Regions from separate parts of the Homo sapiens genome. Here regions 1 and 3 are each linked to region 2. The links are chromatin loops, found by intact Hi-C in ENCODE. Cell type or tissue: A673. All regions are shown on one strand.

The links. A loop is a pair of places that touch in the nucleus more often than their neighbours do. Peaks named below come from ENCODE experiments on the same cell type or tissue, not always from the same donor. Only the 100,000 strongest peaks of a DNase experiment are listed, where the experiment ranks them.
Region 1: it touches region 2 in a loop (7-fold over the local background); 68 of 110 quality-filtered maps call a loop at or near these places.
Region 3: it touches region 2 in a loop (8-fold over the local background); 23 of 110 quality-filtered maps call a loop at or near these places.

What each region holds. Positions count from the first base shown.
Region 1 is chr15:48,799,763-48,802,262 of GRCh38, reverse strand. The region is part of intron 2 of CEP152 (centrosomal protein 152); the gene reads left to right. Among named protein-coding and RNA genes, the nearest start is that of CEP152, 10 kb to the left of the region's middle. In A673, a CTCF peak has its summit at 1,011 (motif pointing right); a DNase peak (open chromatin) is centred at 992; H3K4me3 peaks cover 644 bases; H3K27ac peaks cover 606 bases.
Region 2 is chr15:48,357,081-48,359,580 of GRCh38, reverse strand. No RefSeq gene overlaps it. Among named protein-coding and RNA genes, the nearest start is that of DUT-AS1, 26 kb to the right of the region's middle. In A673, CTCF peaks have their summits at 1,065 and 1,265 (motif pointing left); DNase peaks (open chromatin) are centred at 540 and 1,080; H3K4me3 peaks cover 884 bases; H3K27ac peaks cover 1,138 bases.
Region 3 is chr15:48,854,985-48,857,484 of GRCh38, reverse strand. It overlaps SHC4 (SHC adaptor protein 4), which reads left to right. Exons shown (of 12, transcript NM_203349.4): 8 at 1,361-1,532. Among named protein-coding and RNA genes, the nearest start is that of EID1, 22 kb to the left of the region's middle. RefSeq lists a silencer at 1,639-1,933. In A673, CTCF peaks have their summits at 1,242 and 1,448; a DNase peak (open chromatin) is centred at 1,444.

The sequences.
Region 1 (2,500 bases), 440 kb before region 2:
CCAAAGCAAACTTTTCTTTATAAAGCTGTCCCAGAAAATAATTCAGAAGCTCTTGTATTAACTCACTCATAATGTAACAATATGACTTTGCAAAAATGCTTTTCACCTAAGTCTCTATACTTGTGATTGCACAGTTGGATATTACAGAGATATAGTTCTTTTTTTTTTTTTTTGAGATGGAGTCTCGCTCTGTTGCCCATGCTGGAGTGCAATCACGGGATCTTGGCTGACGCTGCCTCCCGGGTTCAAGCGATTCTCCTGCCTCAGCCTCCCAAGTAGCTGGGATTAGAGGCATGCACCACCATGCCTGGCTAATTTTTTTTGTATTTTTAGTAGAGACAGGGTTTTGCCATGTTGGCCAGGCTGGTCTTGAACTCCTGACTTCAGGTGATCCAACTGCCTCGGCCTCCCAAAGTGCTGTGATTACAGGTGTGAGCCACTGCACCCAGCCCCAGATAAAGGTCTTTTTGTAATAGGCATGCTTGTTATAAGCCTCTCAGTTGTTGGTAAAGCCACAGCTTAAACAAGATTGCCATTTTGGACTCTCACAGTCAGCTGGAGTAGACATGTACTTTCTGCAGTGTCACCAGAAGTAGCTCTGTGATTGTTGTTGGTTCCAGATAGTAAAATTATCTATTTATGTGTGTATATATTCTGGAGCTGGTGATTTGGGGCAGAAATACTTGGTAATCTATGATATCAAGATAATATTTGCTGATGATGGATCATTTAGTGTTGACGGGTCATTTAGTGATGACATATTTGAAAATGATCTTGAGTAGAAAGGTAGATGGTTTAGGTAGCAGGTGGCAGATAGAAACTTGCACTTGGCAATACTGACTTGGTTTTTATAGTGGTACTTCTCTAATAGAATAATAAAGCTCCATTGAGCTCAGCATCATGTATTTTAGAGGCAAGGTTTCCATTGCATAGCCTTTCTTCCACTTTTTAACTGCCTTGTTTGATGTAATTGCGGAAGCATTTTGATATTTTGTTTCCACTAGAGGGAGTTGTAAAGCTAGTATTTGTTTACATTTAGCGTGTATCCATGAAAGCATTATTTAATAATTCATATTTGAAAATATCAGAATCTTTTTAGAAGCGTACTAAGAGGTCACCTGTTCAAAGGGAATATGACCGTTAGGTATTCCATTTGCTACCCTTTCTCTTGGGAGAAGATTATTGTATGGTTTGTAACTTGAGGCCTCTTGCCTTCATGAATATTGAGGATTATAGGCTCTGAAGATAATCTGTTTAGTTAATTTAAGTTGAAAATCCTAACAAAAGGTTTACATGTTCTCTGTTTTACATTTGCCCCTGAATGTAGGCTTTTGTATGTTCTACATGGGTTATTGCAAAGTGTTTTGTTAACAAAGTTCTTTGAGTAAAATGCTCTCTTTTTTTTTCTTTTTAAGAAAGAAACATGAAGTAGAAAAGGAGGGGAGTTTATAGAATGATTCTGAATTTATTTCAACTGAAGCCTTAGAGTGGCAAATTATCTTTCTTACAGGGAAGGTATCTGTTAAATTTTTAAACTCGGTTAATACACAGTAATATCCTGTTGAGATTGCTGCTTGCTGCCAAAAAGCAGTCTGATGAATTTTAAATTAATGAGTGGTATTAAATCTTATCACTTATAAGGATTGTTATTTCTGTTCTTGAATCTGTATTTGGAAGTTTGATAGATCTTTAATGAGGAAAATTTATAGTTTCTAAATTTCTGTATTTGGTAACATGCATATCTAGATACGGCAATTTTGTGTTTTATTGCACAAGGTTAGTGACCAAAGGGCAATTTGACAATGTATATGAGGAGGGCACACTTTGATCCTGGGAAATGGAAACACTGGAGGTGGAATTTTGTTCCTGAATGGCCTTATTTAGGAGGACTTCATTTAGCTTTTCTCTGCCCTGAAACTTACAGAAGCCAGGGAATATGACCCAGCTATGCCAAAGAACTTGATGGATAAATTTTTTGAAGATCAATTTTAAAATGTTAGCATATATGTAAAATATCTTGCAAGACTCTGAATACTATAGGGATGATTTTGCTAGTTGATGTTTATGTATGTATCCAGAAGCATTTTGATTAGCTGATTGCTTATACTCAAATTAATTTTTCTCTGTGGATGCCAATTTTGTGGTGTCACAAAGCTACAATAACTGCTGAATTATTATGTAGTTTTTTGTTTTTGTGCGGGGAAAACAATGTACTCTTCAGATGTCCCTGTCAAGGCGCCCCTGAATTTTAAGGCTATGTACTTGAACCTTACTGAAGGTTTACAAGAAAATATTCTTTCTGTTCAGGAGTCTTTACTTAATGTAAGTATAAAAGATTTGTTTTATTTTTCCTTGTGTAACATGTGGGGGTAGTCTTTTTCCTTAAAGCAGTGATGCATAATTCTAGACAACAAGTGGTGCTACTTTTAAAAGACCTCATAGATGCAACTTTTTTCTCTAGTGCATTTGTGTCTTTGTAGAATTGCTTTGCTACCTTTCA
Region 2 (2,500 bases):
GGTTCTTATCTTATAGAATCCATTTCAGAACTAAATAGACCTAGGTATATAAGGATGAGGCAACAAAGATATTTCTTCCATTCTGTGACTTGGAATAGCCATACTCCACTCACATACAATGTGTTTTGGTTTGAAAATATGTTTTCAAAAATATGAATTACTAGACAGAACATGATAAAAGCTCTGTGTCTTCATATAGCTAGGCCAGTTTGAGAAATTATGTAAGTTTAGTAGCAGCAAAATGTTCACCAAGTATTCATTGGTTTAATATTTTTAGTAGCTTATTAAAAAAAGCTATTTCTATTTGTTTATTTGTGATGTTTGGGAAATAAACATGCTGATAATTCTTTCGTAAGATACTTTTTAAGATTGAGACCCCATGAGGTACCGAAAAAAGCATTCACTTCTCTCACACTTGAGGTCACAAATTTTTGCAAGTCAAAAATGTTGGCCATGCCAAAAACATCATGCTGCACACTACCAAATAAAAGAACACTGTTATTCTTACAAGGAAAGGTTTGACAAGACAGGAAATAGGCAGGGTCAGAGAGGTTTACTTAATACGGAGACTCATTTAACCATCATGAAGCCAAAATACAATGACAGTTAAAAAAAATAAACAAATAGCTGTTACACAAAACAAAACCCCAGGATACATGGTCTCTACTGGAACTGATTATTAGAGTTTTAGCAAATACAGGAAGTGGATAACCCCAGAGAACCCTCACAACATTTCTAGACGTCTTCTCCATTTACTTTTGTCACATGCGCTTTACTGAGATAATGAAGATTAAAACAGTTTTGATTTGTGGGTAGAAATTTGAACAAAGAAGGATTGATCTTAAAATGCTGCAAGTAACCTCATTAAAGGGCAATCATTTTAAAAGTCACATTCTCCTAAAAATGGGGAAGGAGGAGGAAGAAAAAAATGAAAGATAGGAAAAATCTAGCTGTTCATTACAATTTTCCATTTTTGTTTAAACACAGCAGGAGGGCAAAGCTGCTGGCTTCTCTGGTCCTTACAAATGCCAGGAGAGATTATACAAACCCTGCAACCACCCAAATCTTATTTAAAGTTAAAATCATTGTTCTCATCTAATGACTTTTGCCTGCTTTCACTCAAATATTGCAGCATTTTGTTTTCTGCCAGCTTGGACCCATTGAGAATTGTAGACTTATAATTGCAGATAAACTATGAAAAAACAAAAACAAAACAAAAAAACTACCTTTTACAAAAAAGCAAACATCAAGTGACATCTAGTGGTTGCTAGATACTATTTCCTAAGGCCTCTAGATAGCAGTATTTTCAACAACATATTGTCTTAATGTTGGTTATAATTTTTGTTTCCCACATACAGCCTCGGTCTTTTTTTAAGACAGAAACGCATCTGATAAAGATAGTAAAGTTGCCATTTTCTTTTCTCAAAGAAAAATTCTTTTTCTATTAGAATATAAATAAGGAAATAGCTATAACTCATGCTATCTGCATGCAAAAAAAGTTCGCAGTCTATCCCATATTAAACTTATTTGGGCAATTATCAACTGTCTAGATGCATCTTAAGAGAAGATGACATTTCAAATCCCAAATTCCTCTGTTTATCTATCATCTTTTGTTTTGTTTTGCTTTTTGAGACGGAGTTTTGCTCTTGTTGCCCAGGCTGGAGTGCAATAGCGCAATCTCAGCTTATTGCAACCTCCGCCTCCCTGGTTCAAGTGATTCTCCTGCCTCAGCTTCCCAAGTAGCTGGAATTACAGGCGCCCGCCACCATGCCTGGCTAATTTTTTTGTATTTTTAGCAGAGATGTGGTTTCACCATGTTAGCCAGGCTGGTCTTGAACTCTTGATCTCAGGTGATCCACCTGCCTCGGCCTCCCAAAGTGCTGGGATTATAGGCGTGAGCCACTGCGCCTGGCCTATCTATAATCTTAAAGGCATTATTAACTTGATAAAATTAAATTTAGTTCAATTGTTGTCCATATTTTTCTTTCCCCCACCTTGAGAACGCTACAGGGTAATTTTGCAAGAATCTAGGTCCACTTTTTACAATTTTTGCTAGTTACACCACAAGTTGTTAAAGAATAGTAACTTAAACAAGGCTACGTAGACATCAGCTGCAAACCTAATTGGGATTGGAATTGCTTAACAACGCTCCTTCAGTGATTTCATGTTTCTGAAAGGCGCCGTAGAAAATAAATGCCTTGCATTGATGTCTTGAAACTGCATTTGTGAAAGAGACAGAAAAGGAAATTATTGACTGAGAAATTGAAAGATGGTGTTTAAATTTAGTATTTTCTTTCCTTGCAAGGAAAGGAAACTTGGAAAATGCAACTGTAACCCAAAGGCCAGCTGTCTGGCTGTCCCCAAGTCTTCCAGTCTTCCAGAGTCACTCTTCATTTTAATAACAGCACACACACACACACACACACACACACACACACAGACACACACACTACTATATAAAACTCCCATCTGACTTCTATGGAAGAACTAGCATCCCTTC
Region 3 (2,500 bases), 500 kb before region 2:
GCTTTGTAACAAGATTAAAAGAGATCCCTTCTCACTAAAAGTAAGAATAGATTATCTCTGTTATTCTAGCACTATAAAGAGCTTTGAATTAATTAATTGAAATCAAAATAATAAACATCAATAAACTTCTCAGATTTGTTTCAACCCCAGATCCTTTACATATCAGTTAAAAAAAAAAACACAGCAAGAACAAAGAGCAAAATAAGAATCAAATGTCTCTTGTAGGAATTCCTGTCAGTTGGTTTGCAATGTAAATAGATAGGCTTCAGCTAAACTGTGGTTAGAGTGGAACACGGTGGGACCCAAGGATTTGGTTGTTCTAAGGCACAGAAAGTCTGCAATGAAAGCTGAACCCTTTCAGGCCTGTCAGACCTCACCAAGTGTGGAATGCAGTGATGCCTCTGGCTCACACAATTCATGCCGGAGAAACAAAACTCTTGGGTACTTTAAAATGCATTTTCCTCTGGTATGTCACTTTGTGTATCAACAAATACTAGGTTTGGAGATCTCCTTTTATGAGGTAGTCTAGGGTAGCAAAGGAGAGGGTGTTACCAGGAGGCCTTGATGCTGAATTTTTCCCAGGATAGCACTTCTGTCTTAGTGCTATCATTTTATTGACATGTAATGAACCTAACAAAACTGTGTGAGTTGTCAGTTGAATCAGTTCAATCCAAATAGACTTGATTTATTCTTGTTTTTTTTTTTTTTTTTAGTAAGAAACTTTCCCTGATTCCAATTTGGAAGAAAAGTCTGTTTGTTTGTCTTGCCCTGTTTCAATTTTAAAAACAATTCCATGTTTATATAAATCTACCCACTTGCCACATATGGTTCTAATATTTCTGTGTTAATCCCATGTACTCCTCCAGATCTGTGCAGACAAGATAGCTGGCCATAGCTCTCTTATTTTTTTTTTCATTTTGGTTTAATAAACTGGGACAGGCCCTATACCCGAAGAACAATATTTAAATTTTATCTGGGCAAAACTTTCCAAAATGGAACAATCAAAGTGTGCTGGAGATACTCAAGAATACTTTGTATTTTTATGATCTTATGACAAAAATATCTTACATTTAGGAAGTTCATATATTGTTATTATCATTATTTTTATCACTGGAGGAGACACAAAAGCATCACCCTTGGCACTTTCTATTGGCTTACCCCGTTTTGTCTACAGAAAGCTAAACAACTCAACCATCTGACTGCTCCCATCCAAATGTTTAACATCACTTAAGCACAGCTATAAACTGAAAACATGAATGCAAAGTTTTTCAGGATGATTTGCTTGGTTCTGATCCCCTTGCATCCCTTACAGTATTTGAATTTTCGCCCAGCCTCTTGAGGATTCTTTTTTCCTTCACAGTGAGGAGGTGCATATTGATAGCCATGCCGAGGAGAGAGAAGATCATGAATATTACAATGAAATTCCAGGGAAGCAGCCACCAGTAGGTGGTGTTTCAGATATGCGGATCAAAGTTCAAGCCACGGAACAAATGGCTTACTGCCCCATACAGTGTGAAAAGTTGTGCTATTTGGTATGTAATGTTTTATTGTTGTTGGAACCAGCAATGCAATTCTGCCCTTATCACTAGAGCATTTACTTTGAGGATTTCCAAATGCTAGTTTAGAGAAAGTCCTGTCTTCCTCAAATACAGAGCCAGAGAATGAATAACTGTCAGAGGCTACACTAGATCATTTTTACTCCTAATCCCCCAATTGTAGCCTCAGCAGATGATCTCATATCTCACTTCACTGGGAAGACTGAGGCGATCCAACATGTTATCCTCAGCTTCACCCCTCCACAGCTCTAAGTCTGCCCATGTTCTCCTTGCTTCTCTTCCTTAGCAACTATCTCCAAAGCTAATCTTTTCCCTGTGCTTCTCATCCAAACCTCTCCTGCCAACTCTGTGTCCTAGTTCTGTCCAGTAACTTCTGTCTCAATCTTCACTCTTTCTCTATTGGTTCCTTCTGCCTGCAAAAAACTTGGACTCCCTCAACCCAACCTAATAATGTTCCACCTCCTTGTCATCTTCCTTTCACCCACAAACTTCTAGAAAGCATTGTCCCTGTCTTTGTGTTAACATGTGCACTATACTGGAAGATCTGAACTCTGCTTGACAATCTGATGGAAGTTACTTTTACAATGGTCACCAGTGGTTTAATTGCTAAATCTATTTCCTTCTTCAGTATTCTGTATCTCTTTATAATGTTTGACCCCTCTTCTTTTTTGTTGTTGTTATTTTTATAATTTCAACTTTTATTTTATTTTATTTTTGTTTTAGTTTTTTTCTTTCCACCTTTTATTTTAGGCTCAAGGGGTACATGTGTAGGTTTGTTAACAAGGGTAAATTGTTTATCATGGGGGTTTGGCATACAGATAATTTTGTCACCCAGGTAATCAGCATAGCACCTGGTAGCTAGTTTTTAAATCCTCACCCTCCTCCCACCCTTCACTCTCACATAGGCCCCAGTGTGTCTATTGTTCACTTCTTTGTGTACATGT